Linked DNA regions of Homo sapiens: region 2 is linked to region 1. Evidence: chromatin loops called from intact Hi-C (ENCODE). Cell type or tissue: heart left ventricle. All regions are shown on one strand. Each heading gives the region's core, and the rest is flanking DNA. Links, peaks and the distances in the headings are about the cores only. Region 1 has its middle 16 kb from the start of SNORA75B. Region 2 overlaps LOC105374505 (a long non-coding RNA gene).

The links. Hi-C counts contacts between places; a loop is a spot of excess contacts. Peaks named below come from ENCODE experiments on the same cell type or tissue, not always from the same donor. Only the 100,000 strongest peaks of a DNase experiment are listed, where the experiment ranks them.
Region 2: a loop joins it to region 1, with 3 times the contacts of the local background. A loop is called at or near these places in 9 of 110 quality-filtered maps.

Annotation. Positions count from the first base shown.
Region 1 is chr4:17,332,870-17,341,207 of GRCh38, forward strand. No RefSeq gene overlaps it. Among named protein-coding and RNA genes, the nearest start is that of SNORA75B, 16 kb to the left of the region's middle. In heart left ventricle, for the core only: no CTCF peak of the experiment used is centred there; a DNase peak (open chromatin) is centred at 3,862; H3K27ac peaks cover 187 bases.
Region 2 is chr4:16,446,903-16,455,240 of GRCh38, forward strand. The region is part of intron 2 of LOC105374505 (a long non-coding RNA gene); the gene reads left to right. Among named protein-coding and RNA genes, the nearest start is that of TAPT1-AS1, 220 kb to the left of the region's middle. RefSeq lists enhancers at 2,657-3,164, 3,165-3,671. In heart left ventricle, for the core only: a CTCF peak has its summit at 4,012 (motif pointing right); no DNase peak of the experiment used is centred there.

The DNA of each region.
Region 1 (8,338 bases), core at 291-8,290:
AACCCACTGTCCAGTGGGAGCAATGGCCCATAAATAGACTGTGGCTTTGATGGAGCACAGAATTCCTGCAAAACGAGACACTGGAGCCAGTCCTGAAGATGAGTTGAGGTCTTGGCGGAGGCGACAGAATGGGTAATGGGCACAGGTGTGTAAAGGAGCACGCCTCTCAGGGAATGAGGTGGGCTGTGGTGTCTGCGTCACAGGCTATATTGGGAGTACTGGTGGGAGCTTGGAGTAAAGAGAGGGCAGAAGCCATGGGGTGAAGAATAAACTGGAGAGACAGACTCCTGGTGTTTTAGAAAGGGCATTTCGGCTGCTACATGGAGGATGTATTGGAGCCATAGAGTGACTGGAGGAGTGAGGTCCAGCTAGGAGAAGAGAACTATGTCCACATGAGAGCCAAAGGTGCCGAACCACACAGTGTAGTAGGGAATGGGGATGAGTGAACAGAAGTAAAATCAACAAAACTTCGCAAGCAACAAGAGGTAGGGTGTGAGAGAGAAGGGAGAAGGTTTTAGTAACGCTTCATTTCTAGTGCCCTAGTCTGGCTAAGTGGGTGAACAGTCGTGTCCATAAACAATGGAAGCCTTGCTATCTGCATAGAGGAGGCTAAGTAATCACTGGGGACCAGCAACCCCAGCCTGGCACCTTGATCCAGCCCAACGATGAGGCTTGAGCTTGAATCTCTCTTCCTAACTGTCCAGTTGCCCTGTCTAGGGCCCTGTGCTTCTCCAGGCTGGGGCCCTACCTTACTCCTTGCTTTGATCTCCTTGGAGATCTCCTGGGGATAGTCACTGTCCTGGTGCCCCTGTCCTATTTGAACAGAACCACAACTGCCATTCTGCTAGTCAGCCTTCCCGCATTTTCTCTCCTACCAGGAGATGGGGCTCATTTTCAGTCATTCTTCTTAAATATTTTTCTTTTCAAATTTAATGTCGGGCTGGCTCAAAAAAGTAATTTTAGCAATACCAAAGCATTCATATTTTCCTTCTAGTGCCAAAATTATATTTCTTGCAAATAATTCCTTTTACTAAGTACAAATGTCCAGCATACAGCAAAAAGTGTTAGTCACATTTATTCACATTTCTAGAATAATTGGTAGTTTTCAAGGCACTTTCATGATTTCTCACTGCTCTAAAGGCAAGGTCCCAATTCCTGCCTTGATATGCCGGGCTCTTGGTGCCTGGAGCCCTCCCTACCTCATTGCCCCATTTCCCTCCATCCTGCCTCAGACTCTGCTTTCCATTCAGACCCATGGCTCCGACCTGCACCGTGCTCTCTTCCCCTTGCCTCTGACTGCACCTGTGCATAGGCTGTATCTTCCATCTGGAAAGCCTCTCCCCACCTTTCACACCCTGTTCTGTTCTTTACTGCCAGCATCTCCTCCAGGAACACTTTCCAGCCCAGCCCAGCCTGACCCCAGGCTAAGATTGGTACCCTCCTGACTTGGGGTCTCATAGCAAATTTACTCATTTTTTCCTGCCCCTGGCCACACTACTGCCCAGTCCCACACTGGACTGTAGGGCCTGCCTGCCTCCCTGCCACTAGAGTATGAGCAACTTGTGGGCACATTCTGTGTCTTTTTCATCCTTTTCAGTTTTCTCCTTGCAGAGTCTAGAGCACAAGATGGATAAGTAGTACAGTATCTTATTCTTACTCCTGGCAATAGGGTTTGGTTCTGTGTCCCCAACCAAATCTCATGTTGAATTGTGATCCCAAGTACTGGAGGTGGGGCCTGGTGGGAGATGATTGGATCACAAGGGTGGTTTCTAGTGGTTTAGCACCATTCCCCTAGTGCTGTCTTGTGAGTAAGTTCTCATGAGATCTGGTTGTTTGAAAGTATGTAGCACCTCCCCATTCTCTCTCTCTTCCTCCCGCTCCAGCCATGTAGGATGTGCCGGCTTACCCTTTGCTTTCTGCCATGATTGTTAAGTTTCCTGAGGCCTACCTGGCCTTGCTTCTTGTACACCCTGTGTAACTGTGAGTCAATTAAACCTCTTTTCTTTATAAATTACCCAGTCTCAGATAGTTCTCTATAGCAATGTGAGAACAGACTAATACACTTGGTAACAGGGGTGAACAGGGGCCTCAAAAAGCTATGTCCAAGTCCTAAGCCTCCCCACCTCCACCCACCCCACCCCCATTCAGTATCTGTGAATGTGACCTTATTTGGAAATAGGATTTTGCAGGTGTAATTAAGGATCTCGGCATGTGATCATGCTGGATTTACAACAGGCTCTAAATTCAAGGATGGTGAGAGAAAGGAACAGGGACCTTTCAGACACACAGACACAGACAGACACACAGGGATAAAGCCTTGTGCAGACAGAGGCAGAGACTGGAGCGATCCGTCCACAAGCCAAGGATCACTAAGGATGGTCAGAGCCGCCGGAAGCTAAGAGAGAGGCAAGGACGGACTCTTCCCCGGAACCGCCTGGGGGACCACCCCTGCTGACTTCTTGCTTTCAGACTTCTGGTCCCCAGAATTGTAAGAGAATAAATTTCTCTTGTTTTCAGCCACCATGTTTGCGGTAATCAGTTACAGCAGCTCTAGGAAACAGAAATAAGGGGATCACTGTGAAGTGCAATATGAACACACATATGATGCCTATATACCTGAGTCAAAGTATTTTCTGTTTATGATTTGGTTTCCTTTTGGAAATCCCCTTAAATGTCTAAACTGCTTCACCACCACCCCTCAAGTAAGTGCCCCCTTCCCAGCCTCACCCCCAAGCGGGGTAAATCACCCAATGTGGTCTAGTCAGCATTCTACTGGCCTAAGCCAGCTCATGCTCTTGACTTGGCTGCCCTGTTTCTCCCACTTTCCCCTTATCTGTTACATCCCACTCCCCAGCGTGGAGTCCAGTTGGATTCCATGACTTTGTGTAGCCTCTGCATCTGTGACACCTGTTCGTTCACTCCCAGTCCTCTCGACCTGCAAGTTCCTCCTTTCTTCCACATCCAACCCCAGGAGCAGCTCTTGCAAGTTCCAGGATGCCCCCACCCCCAATCCTGATCTCACTGCCCTCCCAAGTAGGTCCTCTTAAGAGCCCAACTCCCAGCACAGAGCATCTGTGAGCATGTCATGAGTAAACACATTTTCCTGCACAATCAATACACTGATGATGGTGTTGTTAATTTCGAGCAGTAGTAATTAAAGAAGGAGGACCTTTTCTTGTCTATCTACAACACATTTTCAGGTTTGAAATCACACATGTTATCTTTAACAAACCCATTTCTCCTCAAGACATTTTCTTACTTACTTCATCAGACACTTGAGAGCTATCCGAATAAAAATGAAAATATGCTGGCCTCCAGGAATGGTATCTTTCCTGATACCTAATTAAAGCAAAAGTCAATATCTAGTCCCACCATAACTGATTTGCTAATTGTGCTGAGGTAGGTAATATTCTTACTCTTTAAGTCAACTACCACCCATCTCTACCCTGAAAAAAATTATTAGATTTTTTGCAGTGAAAGCAAACCAAATGAAGGCATTTCACATTCCTGGGACACTGCAGGTATTTTTATTATTAGGAATGTGTCTATGCAAAATAAGAGGCATGCCAATTAGCAACATGATTAGTTTTCTCCATGACGGGGGGAAAGGCACCATTGAGAACTCCATAGTTTATTGTTGTAATTTTGACACAACTCAGTAGTTTTCCAGAAGGTCAGAGGGCCTGAGGCAGATGGTGGGCTTCCTCTGATTCACCACAGTGACGTCCTTCCTGGCCAGGCCCCGAGCCCTGGTTCAGGCCATTTTTATCTTCCCTCCTGCGACTGCCAAAGCCTCACGCCCGGCCAGCCTGCCACTTCCCACAGCCTCTCCGTCCATCCGCCTAGAGATGCAGAGCCACCTCTCACATAGCTGATGATGTCACTGTCATGTTTAAAACTTTCCTCTCACCTTTGCCTTGGGGATAAAATCTGAACCCCGAGACCCATTCTCTCTGAGTCACATCCGCCTCACACGCTCTCTGGCAGCAAGAGACACCTGAACTCAAACCACATCAAAGTAATTTGTGTTTCCAGCTCATTTCACTCAGAGCCAATTTGCAGCATTTCATAAATGAAGGGGTTTTCTTGTTGTTCATTATGCCTATAGCCCTCTGTTTTATTTACTCTTGAACACTTCGGTCACTTTGCCTTTGCATTTTGTTATAATGTAACCTACTTGTTTAATTTGTTTTATTGTTTTTAAAATCCTGAAAAGACTAAACAATAATAAGCCCCTGAAAAGTGTGCAAAAACACACACACACAAAGGTGTACTGATGGTATTGTGGTTATGGGGTAGATTGTCCTTATTCATAGGAGACCTTTGCTGGAATTTTGGGCTGAGGTGTCATCATGTCTGCAGTTTACAAATGTTCAGCTAAAAGAAAAACTGAGTGTGAGAGAGTGAGACAATGTGGAAATTTTTCAAAATAAAAAGTTGGGGGGAATGGGGAAAGTGAATTGAATTTTAAGTAAATTCATCATTCAACAATTTGATCCTACATGAGCCAGCCTTTGGGAAGCAATGACTTTTAGCACCCTTGCCTCCTTATTCCACTCCCTCTGCCTGAATCCCTTGGTAAATCTAAGGCCCCAGTCCAAATACCTCCATGATCTTTCACTTGCTCTTTGCAGGCCAATCTAATCTCTCCCTCCTTTACAGTAATATTCTATCGTCCATACTCTTCATTCCTACAATGTTAATATTGCATTTTGGGTTGCTGTCAGCTTCCCGTGAGCAATTTGAGAGCTCCTAGTGCCTAGGATAGGGCCAGGCATACAAAACGTGTTCAAATATGTCATCCTAGAGGAAATCAGTGAGGAAATGAGTAAAACCATGCCATCTATTTTATACAGAATGACATATATTTTTTTGAAACACAGTCTTACTCTTTTGTCCAGGCTGGAGTGCAGTGGTGCGATCTTGGCTCACTGCAACCTCCACCTCCTGGGTTCAAGTGATTCTCGTGCCTCAGCCTCCCAACTAGCTGGGATTACAGGCGCATGCCACCATGCCTGGCTAATTTTTGTATTTTTAGCAGAGACAGCGTTTTGCCATGTTGGCCAGGTGGTCTCAAACTCCTGACCTCAGGTGATCCTCCTGCCTTGGCCTCCCAAAGTGCTGGAATTACAGGCGTGAGCTACCATGCCCAGCCTTCTTTTATCCACTAGGGTACTTGAGAAAATGAGGCAATATGAATTGAAACTGGGCCCACAAAAGCTCACACTTAGAGAGCCTGAGAATTCAGGGCTCTGCAAGTAAGAGAAATGGGGTGTAGCAACTAAATGAGTTTTTCCAGAGAACTATCCCAGAAAACAGAGACTGGGGAAATGGTCTTTCTTTGGTGGGGGGTGTACTGATGCTGCTAGCTGAGGAAAATGCCTGGCCGCCCCAGCCATGGGACCAGCCTCAGTCTTACTTGTCCAGATGTGCTGGTTTCAGCCTAATCCATCCCAGGCAATTCATTAAGCATCCCTTGAGGAGCTGGCTTCTAGTCTTTTCTTTTCTGTGGATCCACTAGATTTGCAGGGGCTCACGCAAAGTTTCATCCACAGGTTACGGCAGATCCATGACAAAGAACAGAGCTTTTGTGGCCAAGAATGTTTGCAGCCCTGAAATGCAAGAAGGTGTGACAATCTGGTGAAGCCCAAGGGAGGGCATTTTATAGCCATCTCACCTTGGACCGTCCACTCAACTACTTTGTTTCACGCCATCTTTACACCTATTGCACCTATTATGCCCTTTAATGACATCCTTTCTTGGTTGTTGAACCTCAACACATCATAATTCAGAACACTTTCAATCCTAAATTGGCCTTTACAAAGCATTTCTAAATTCCAGAGTATCTTTTTTTATTATACAGCATATTAATGTGTATATCATCTCCCATCTCTTCAGAATTATTATCTGACTCCAAACTCTTACACTATTTTTTTAAATGCAAGGGTTTTTGGAACTGGGTCATCATCTAGATTCCTACTAAGCCTTTCTTTTTTTATTTTTTAATTTTATTTTAAGTTCCAGGATACATGTGTAGGACGTGCAGGTTTGTAACAGATAAACGTGTGTCATGGTGGTTTGCGGCACCTATCAACCCATCACCTTAGGTTATATTAAGCCCCGCATGCATTAGCTATTTATTCTGATGCTCTCCCTTCCCCCACTCCCCACACCTGACAGGCCCCAGTGTGTGTTGTTCCCCTCCCTGTGTCCATGTGCTCTCATTGTTCAGCTCCTACTTATAAGTGAGAACATGCAGTGTTTGGTTTTCTGTACCTGCATTAGACTAAACCCTTCTTCTTGCTACCTCCACCCAGTACCTTGAAGGATGGCATGGAGGAATGGAAAGACCAGAGACTATGTGACCTTTCTAAATACCCAGCATCTCTCTAAACTTGAGATCCTTCAGCTCTAATTAAATAACAGCAATTGTGCCAAACTCAGAAGACTGCCTTAAGTAGTAAACAATGTAATAAATACAGTATCTACTGCATGTAGCAATAGATGCTGGAAAGATAACTGTATTAGTCAGGGTTCTTCAGAGAAACAGAATCAATCAGACAGAAGAAGAGAAAAAGAAAGAGATGTGTTAGATGCTATTATCCCACATGATTATGGAGGCTGAGAAGTCTTACAACCTGCCACTGGCAAGCTGAAAACTCAGGAAAGCTGATGATGTCATTCAAAGACCTGAGAGCCAGAGAGTCCGTGGTGCAGATTACAGTCCAGGTCCAAAGGCCTGAGAACCAGGAGAACCAAGGGCAGAAGAAAATCAATGTCCAAACTTGACTAGTCAGGCAGAGAAAAAATTTAACCTTCCTCTACCTTTTTGTTCTATTCAGGCTCTCAATGGATTGGATCTTGCCCACTCACACTGGGGAGGGCAATTTACTTTACTGAGTCCGTGAATTTAGATGGTAATCTCTTCGAGAAACACCTCAACCTGACACACCCAGAATAAAGTTTAATCAGCTATCTGGGTATCCCTTGGCCCAGTCAAGTTGGCACAATTAACCATCACAATGCCAGTTCCTTTCCTATTCTAACAATAGTAAGTGCTGGTATTTACTGAGCCCTTACTCTGTGCTTTATATGTGGTAAATCTTTAATCTTAGGAGAAACCCCATGAAATAGGTTTTAATTTACAGGGGAAACTTAGGGGGAAAGGAAGTCAAAAGTGGCAAAGCCAAACACTGAAAAGCTACATGCTGGAGAAACGGCTGAGGCAGCTCCACTGCAAAGGGAAAACTTTTAGCAACTACATGTGAACTCATTTTCAAAAGTTCCTAAGAGATACTGTGAAGTCATGAAAATAGCAATAGATGAGAAGTCCAAAGCCTGGGCTCCTGTCCAGGCTCCATCAATTCCTAGTTTTGTGATTGTCGTGGGGTGCCCTCCACAGGCCCAAACAGCATATGAGATTGTATGGTTTTCTTCCTCTTTGGAATAGATGGGTTTGCTAGACAGTTACCACTGATCTTGAAAGCAAAGAATAGGCCAGGTGTGGTGGCTCATGCCTGTAATCCCAGCACTTTGGGAGGCCAAGGTGGGCAGATCATTTGAGGTCAGGAGTTGGAGACCAGTCTGACCAATAAAATCAAACCCTGTGTCTACTTTAAAAAAAAACAAAACAAAAAAAATAATGAGCCAGGTGGTGTGGCATGCACCTATAATCACAGCTACTTGGGAGGCTGAGGCACAAGAATCACTTGAACCCAGGAGGCGGAGGTGGCAGTGAGCCAAGATCGTGCCACTGCACTCCACGCTGTGTAACAAGAGTGAAACCCTGTCTCAAAAAAAAAAAAAAAACAAACAGAAAGCAAAGAATGCCAGTGTCCCTGTGTCCCTTCCTAAAAGACAGGCTACACATCTGTGGTGAGAGAGAAAAATAAATAACATCTGCAAATTTCCTGCCTAAAAATCCCCTTTGTTTGGAAATTCAGCTTGCTTACATATATCCTCAGAAAGGCAAATTTTAAGTTCCAATCAGCGGTCATGGTTCACAATTTATGATCCTAGGGAAATTTTTGAAAGGCAGCTGTACATCCCCTTCCTTTGTAGGACAGACACCCCTTCCCTTTGTAGGACCCTTCAAGGTCCTGACTGTAAGTTTTAGTCAAGATCCCACTGATGCCCCCCTCCCCAACCCTACACTATGGAACAAAACTAAGGCTCCAGATCAATTGAGATGGGAAGATGATATCCCACCTCAAGCAGGAGGTAGTAACTAGATATTGTCCAATGTTGTCTGCATAAAACCCTTTGATCAGCCTCTGTCCCATGGCCATCGAAATAATTAAGATCTAATGCAGAGAAGAAAGATTTGCACTAGGTTTGG
Region 2 (8,338 bases), core at 247-8,246, 890 kb before region 1:
GCCTGCAAGAGTGATTTTGAAAATGTAAACAAGTATAGTGCAAACACAAATCCGTCAAAATGGGTGCTGTCTGTGCACTGTACTAGGATCTGTCTGCCCATCTTTCCTTTTATGAATTATTTTATTATTCTTAAAAACAGAAAGTCTTTCTCCCTTCAAAAAAGAGAATTAAATTGAATATTCTTTTAATTTTTGTTTATATACATTATATTTTTAATTAATCAGGATATCTTTTAGTATGTGGAATAAGGTAATTATTTAAATATATTGTGTTCCAAATTGTTAGCTGATTGATCCAACCTCATTTATTAAATAACTCGAGCTTTTCTGGGAATTGACTTGTGATGAATTCCTTATCATATATTAGAATATGATAGATAATAGGATCATTTTCTGGGCTGTTGTCCCTGGTGCTATTTTTGCACATATGTCACATTATTTAAATCTTTATAGCTTTATAAAATGCAGTGTACTTCCCCTTTAACATTTTCTTCAATATTCGGTTTCTTTTTATAGGTGAATCTTAGAATCATTTTGTCAAAGTCAGGTTGGGATTTTTGTTAAGATTGTAGCAAGCCACACATTAATTTAAGAAGAATTTATACTTTAGCAATATCCAGCCTCACCATATGGTATCTCTCTCTCCTTCTATGCAAGACTTCTTTTATATCTTTTCGTAAAGTCTTTCAGCTTTCTATGTAGGTCACGCAGTTTTCATTAGAATTGTCTCATGATATATTATCATTTTTGTTGTTGCTGGAAATAGGAATTTTTAAATTATTTTATACATTATTTTTGGTACTCTTTATTTGTTTATCTTGCATTCAAATTGCTAAGTTACATTAAATTTTGATACTTTATACCACATGCCTTTGGAGCTTTTAGACTGATAAGTACATGATCTATAAGGAATAATATTTTCTATTTAAAATATTTTTTGGTCAGAATTTCTCAAACAGTGTAAAATATGATGATAAAAAGAATTTGCTTTTTTGGCTCTTGATTTTGATATGAAGTGACTGCCAACTATCAGTGTGAAATACATTTTCTTTTTCTGGTAAGTAGCTCCTCTTATATTCCTACTTGAATTTTAAAAACAGACTGGTCATAAATTTTATAAAGTGCCTTTGCACCATTTTGATATAATTTTTGTTGGCTTTGACCTATTGCCGTGATATGTGATAATAATAGCTTTTTATTTGCAAACCATTATTAAAATCCTACATTATATCCTGTATGACCCTGGTCCTGGCAGACTTAAAAAATATATAGTTGAATTACACTTAATATTTCACTTTATTAATTATTAACAATGGGTTTTAAAATCATTAATTGCTAATAAAACAGCAACGATAATTTGTTTTTGTCACATAGACCTTACCTCATAAAAAGAAAAGAATTTTACAACCTAGAGACTTGGTCTAGTACCAGAACCTGGGGCTACTCCAAGATAAAGATATTGTTCATTTACTTATTCATCCATATGGGCATTGTTTGTCTTTCCACTGTAAATTCTCAAACATTTTCTGAGCAGCCCCTGTGCTGGGAAGAGGTAGAATTTCCAAGGTCAGTCCCTGCGGTCAAGAAGACTTAAGTTTATATCCTGACTCTTGTTATTTATTTACTGGCTATGTGAACTTGGGCAAGTTTTCTAACTCTGAAGTCTCAAATTTCCTCACTGGCAAAATAGGCATAGTATATAGCACCTGCTTGATAGTTTATATACAAATAGTGTCTATCAAGCTCTTAACGGCGTCTGCATGCCGATACTCAATCCATGTTATGATGTTATTACTACGTCCCGGGATATAAAGATGGATAGGTCTGTGCCCTGTGCTGGACAGCAGGGGTTATATAGTAACTGCATATCATCTGGTCCTTCTCAAGCGTCCACTAAAGGTTTGAGGGTTTTCCCGACTTGTATATTATTCAGGGTCCCTGGGATTCTAGCCCATTTCCCTTCATCGTTCTGAAATCCACACATACACTCCTCATCATCCAATCTTCATTTCTACCCCTATATAAGGGATAAGAACTGCTGGATAAGAACTAGAACAGTTCAACAATTACAGGAGAAACATAAGCCACATAACCAAGTCACCTGTGCCATAATAACTGATGAATTCTTGGTGGGGTAAGACGAGTTGAATATAGTAACGGCGGGTTTCTGTTAAAGCTAGCATCAGTCCATAACCTTGAGAACTCGGACTTCCAAGGGTGGCCTCTCTTTGCTTTGTCAGCATGAATCAGTAGCCTCAGCTGCAGAAAAGATTCAGAACATGCAGATGGCTTCACTACCCCAGTGCTGTCCTGATCTCTCCTGACACAAGCTAAGTGTCAGAGGTCTTGGCCTTGATTGCCTTTTAACAACTGGCCTCTGGATTGAACATGCTTCATCTGTATCATCAAGGTTGGCCGCCTGTTACTTTCCTGGTGATTGTGATGATTTATTTTATTTTGCAAAAATGATTTATTTTCTTGGTCTCCCCTCCTTTGAAGAAACTTAGCTAACTTGTCTTGTCTCTTTGCCCTCTGCCCCGGACTCTACAGTAAGTCTCATTTCAGAACACTGCCCCTCCTTCCCATGGGTAATGGGGTTTCTGCAAAGGAAGCCTCTTTGAACCTTTTGGGCTGCTGAATCGTGTCAGCCTGGAGACAAGAAGTTTGTTATGCTCATTGTGTCAGCTGCAGACATAATTCATGAAACCATCCCAGACACAGGATGTCACCAAGTGATGCTTCAATTTTACAGTCTCCCAGAGCTCCTGTTGGCAAACAGTGTTGGATGAAAGCTGGGAGGTTTTCAAAGGCCATGGGCCTTCTTTTCCTGCCCCTTGGTTCCCCTTTACTTTGCCTCCTCCATCTTTGCCTTTCTGTATGGGTCATGCTGTGTGCCCCTAAGATTTTTAAAGCCAATTAGCAGGTTAGAGACTGTCGAGGCATATTGACCTGTGAGATCACAGTATTTACTGTCACCGTAATTTCTCATAATATTGAAGCTTATACTGGCCCTCTCCATGGCTTTGTTCAAAGCCTGGTGGGGAGAAGGCTGTTTAGATACTGTAATCAGAATTCTTGAGCTGAACCGTTTTTTAATTACAGCTTTGATAGGGAGCTGTGCAGTTTGGGAAAGGAGTCCAGCTGGGAGTTAGCATCTCTTTGATCACAAGGCTGAACGATTCACTTTGATCACGGAGACAACAGTTCATAAAAGAGCCTGGTCTCTTTCTGAAATTTGCAGGTAAACAGAGGGATCACTTGAATGATCCCTCTGTGGAATGAGCAATTCAGATCCAAGACAATGGTCTTCTTTGAACTGGATTTAGAGGCCTATTGATTAGCATAGCAAAGGGGATTGATGGGTGAAAAAAGGTGGCTTTAGTCCCTAGACAGGTGCATCAAGAGGTCACTGGCTAGGTACTCTGTGGTTGGGCTCCCAGGTTTGGGATGAATCCCTCTTTCGGGACTGCATGTTGTTCAGGTAAATCTGTATACAAATAAACATTGCAGGTAACCTCAGAGGGAAAACCTTGATCTAAAGAAGGTGGTTCTAACAATAGGAAGCTAGCAGGCTTTGGAGTCAGGGAACCCCGAGATAAGATCCTTACCTCTCCATTTGTTTTTTTAATATGCAGGAAGAGGATCTAGATGCCTAAGCCCTTCTGTGCCTAAAGTCTTTTATCTGTACAAATTGGACATATTTAGGTTGGTGCAAAAGTCGTTGGGCTTCAAGGGTTATTTTAAAGGTTTAATGATGTGCATTTTGAGAAAGAAGGCCTGCTAGGTGCCAGACATGTTGGGAAAGAAAAAAATACCAAGGTGTCCTAAAACTACTGAAAAATTGTCCTGCCTAGGCTACTGAAAGGAAGCTATACTGGATTTTCCTGAGCAAATTGTTTTAAAGTGCTATTTGATTTATATTCTAATGGGATTTGTTTGAACATTTTGTATATAAGAAGTTCCATTTGGCTAAATTATAGTGCTTGAGTTTTGGGGGGTTATGGGGGTACTGCCACATGCCACATGGGGGAACCATATAACCACAGTTGCTGAGTTTTAGGAATATTAGTTGGGCAGGGATTATTTAGAATTTAGTTGTGAATGTGACGTGTGTGATTTGGTTGGTTCCTCTTGTATTACCCCATATCACTGATCACTTGCCATCTGGTTGGGACATACAGATAAATCACCAAGATCTGACAGTCACTGCAAAAAGACATTGGCCCTGAATAAATAAGCCAGTCGCTTTGAACAGAAAACAAAAGGCCCAGGGTTGTCGATGCCTAAGACTTGGCTCCTAGGAAGGAAACACACCATCTACAGAATGGCTCCATCAGACTTTCTTTCCCATTCCTCTCCTGTAGCTGCCTACAGCTCTGCTATTGGCTACTTGCATTTCTGTGTCATGGCCAGCACTCTTTTATGGGGAGCAAGTGGGGTTGGAGAAGGGAGGGAACGGTGGCTTTGTGTGGAGGGTCCACCTAAGAATTCCTGCTATGTCTTTTTTTTTTTTTTTTTTTTTTGAGACGGAGTCTCGCTCAGTTGCCCAGGCTGGAGTGCGGTGGTGTGTTCTTGGCTCACTGCAAGCTCCGCCTCCCAGATTCACGCCATTCTCCTGCCTCAGCCTCCCAAGTAGCTGGGACTACAGGCGCCCGCCACCACGCCCGGCTAATTTTTTTTGTATTTTTAGTAGAGACGGGGTTTCACCATGTTAGCCAGGATGGTCTCGATCTCCTGACCTCGTGATCCACCTGCCTCGGCCTCCCAAAGTGCTGGGATTACAGGCGTGAGCCACCGTGCCCGGCCAATTCCTGCTATGTCTTAATCAAGGGATGCCGGGAAAGTGAGGTATGGGACCTCCTAGTCATTAAAAAGACCAGGTCGGCAACACTACTTCATGCCATTTTAATGAGCCATTGTTGAACACCTACTGTGTTGTTTTGCTTTGGCTTCCATGACAAAGTGCCTTAAACAGGCTTAAACAACAGGGTGGCTTAAACAACAGAAATGTATTTGCTCACAGTTCTGGAGGCTAGAAATTCAAAATTTTAGGTGTCAACAGGCTTGGTTTCTTCTTCTTCTTTTTTTTTTTTTTTTGAGATGGAGTCTCACTCTGTCACCCAGGCTGAGTGCAGTGGCACGATCTCAGCCCACTGAAACCTCCATCTCCTGGGTTCAAGCGATTCTCCTACCTCAACCTCCCAACTACATGGGATTACAGGTGTGTGCCACTACACCTGGCTAATTTTTCCAGTTTTAATAGGGTTTCGCCACGTTGGCCAGGCTGGTCTCAAATTCCTGACCTCAAGTGATCCTCCCACCTCTGACTCTCAAAGTGCTGGGGTTACAGGTGTGAGCCACTGTTTTCTTCTAAGGCCTTTCTCCTTGATTTGATGATGGCCCCTTTCCTGCTGTGTCTTCATCTGGTTCTTCCTTTGTGTGTCCACAGGTCTGTGTACAAATTTCGCTTCTTATAAGGACACCAGTGATACTGAATTTGGGTCCATCCTAATGACCTCATTGTACTGTAATTATCTTTTTGAAGATTCTGTCTCCAAATACAGACACATTCTGAGGCACCAGAGGTTACGACTTCCAACATACGAACTTTGGATGAAAACGATTCAGCCCGAAGCACCTGGTCTCCATCCCCATCCCTAGGAATCCTTTTCTCTGTTTCCTAGTAACTCTGTGCCTCAGTGTCTTCATCTGTGAAATGGCATCGATAGAAATATTTTAAGGAATACATGAGTTGAGCTCACGAAGCAGTACCTGACACAGAGTAAACGTTCAGTAGGTATTAGCTATTATGGTGGCAATCATTTCAACTTTCTGACAAGTGCCCTTGAAATTTCCTTTTCGTCTCCCTACACCAGGATTGTTTTCTTTTTTCTGTCTTTTTCTTTTGAGACAGAGTCTTACTCTGTTACTCAGGCTGGAGTGCAGTACCACCTTTGCCTCCCAGGTTCAAGCGATTCTCCCGCCTCAGCCTCCCGAGTAGCTGGGATTACAGGCACCCGCCCCCATGCCCAGCTAATTTTTGTAGTTTTAGTAGAGACAGGGTTTTGCCATGTTGGCCAGGCTGGTCTCGAACTCCTGACCTCAGGTGATCTAGCTGACTTGGCCTCCCAAAGTGCTGGAATTACAGTTGTGAGCCTCTGTGCCCGGTCCCTACACCAGGATTGTTAAAGTGTGATCAGGTGACCACCAGCATGAAAATTCTCAATGGTGGGATGAATCTGAGATGGCCTCAGGTCTAAGAAGCCCAGCCCTGGGGTGGGTGCGGCAGTTTCTTAAGACAACAACCTCCTGAGAACAGGGACTATGTCTGAGACATCCGTGAATCCTGGACCTCTCCCACTTGGGGCTTGGAGCCCGTGTTCATCCAGTGCTTACTGCACCAGCTGACAGCTGGACGTTTTAGATGGGAGAGGAGGGAGACATCATCCAGGGTACGGTATGATGAAACAAAATACAAGGTACAAATGACGTTTTGGACATTTCCTAAATGAAGAAGCTGAGGAGGAGAGTGCTGTCAGCTTGACCAATTTATAGTTTTGAATTTGTGCCCAGAAGCTGTTTTCAGAGAGGATATTTTTAGAAATATGAAAATAAATACAATTAAATTAGAGAGATATGTCAAGTATTTTTTTTCTTGTTTTAAGACTGTCCTCTGACCATTACAGCTTAGGTAGTGACAACTCTTTGAATAACAGTGCCGTATTTTCTAATTAAACAATCAAGGCTCTCCAGTCATTACATTAACGAAGATAAGGGTCAAAAGGCTAGAACCTAGCAGGAAAGGAATTTTAAATGGACAGAAATGGCAATAAAAATGGAAAAATTTTTTCTGACTTTTTTCTGTATTTTATTAACACTTTGTGGCCTGAATATATTTAAATAGCTCCTTGCCACTTAATGTAAAAGTCAGCCTTTGGAGATGAGAATACACACACACACACACACACACACACACACACACACACACACACACACTTTAGAATCAGGCAGACCTAGGGTTGCACCCTGGCTTACTAGCTGTATGGCCTCAAGAAGGTTCCTTAACCTCTCAGAATCTCAGTTTGCTCTACTGCAGAATGGGGAGATTTAATACCAACACCATAGTTTGGCTGTGGGAATTAAATTAAATAATACATATAAAATGAATATGCATTTGACCCATCATAGTCAAGAGGTAGGGAATGTTGCTTAAATTATTTTTTTTCCTGTGTCCATGTGTTCTCATTGTTCAGTTCCCACCTATGAGTGAGAACATGCAGTGTTTGGTTTTTTGTCCTTGTGATAGTTTGCTGAGAATGATGGTTTCCAGCTTCATCCATGTCCGTACAAAGGACGTGAACTCATCATTTTTTATGGCTGCATAGTATTCCATGGTGTATATGTGCCACATTTTCTTAATCCAGTCTATCATTGTTGGACATGGGTGCAGCACACCAACGTGGCACATGTATACTTATGTAACAAACCTGCACGTTGTGCACATGTACCCTAAAACTTAAAGTATAATAATAATTTTAAAAAATTATTTTTTTCTCAACCAAATCAAATGTGGCTCAACTGGCAGATACTAGAGTTGGCTAAAAAAAACAAAAAAAAATTCTAACTTCTTAGTGACTCCTTCTTAGGGTTGTTACAAGAGTTGGAAGATATTTATAAGGGGTTTCCAAGGCTGAGGACACCATTCTGAGGTTTTGCCTTGCCTAGGACCACATGGTGCAGAGACCTGCTGGTAGCATCTGCTTCCCTCTTTTGGGTACACTTAGCCACACTGCTATTTGCCTCAGCTCCCAAAGATCTGGAAATAACAGCAAAATCTCAGGCAACTATGCAGGTCAGGTCAATCTGAGATTTAGATACTATTAATGACAACATCTGGAATTTGCAGGCATACTTTATAGATATTGCACGTTCAGTTTGTCTCAAACTACAATAACATGAATATCATAATAAAGTAAGTCATACAAATGTTTTATTTCCCAGTGCATATAAAAGTCATGTTTCCACTATACTGTAGTCTACTGAGTGTGAGACAGCAGTATGTTAACAGAAACAATGTACATACCTTAATTTTAAAATACTTAATAGCTAAAAAAAAATGCTGTCTTCTTCAGTGAGTCATAATCTTTTTGCTGATAGAGGATCTTGCCTCAGTGTTGGTGACTGCTGACTGATCTTAGTGGTGATTGTTAAAGGCTGGGGTAGCTGTGACAATTTCTTAAGACAACAATGATGTTTGCCACATCGATTGACTCTTCCTTTCACAAAAGATTTCTATGTAGCATATGAGACTGTTTGATAGCATTTTACCCACAATATA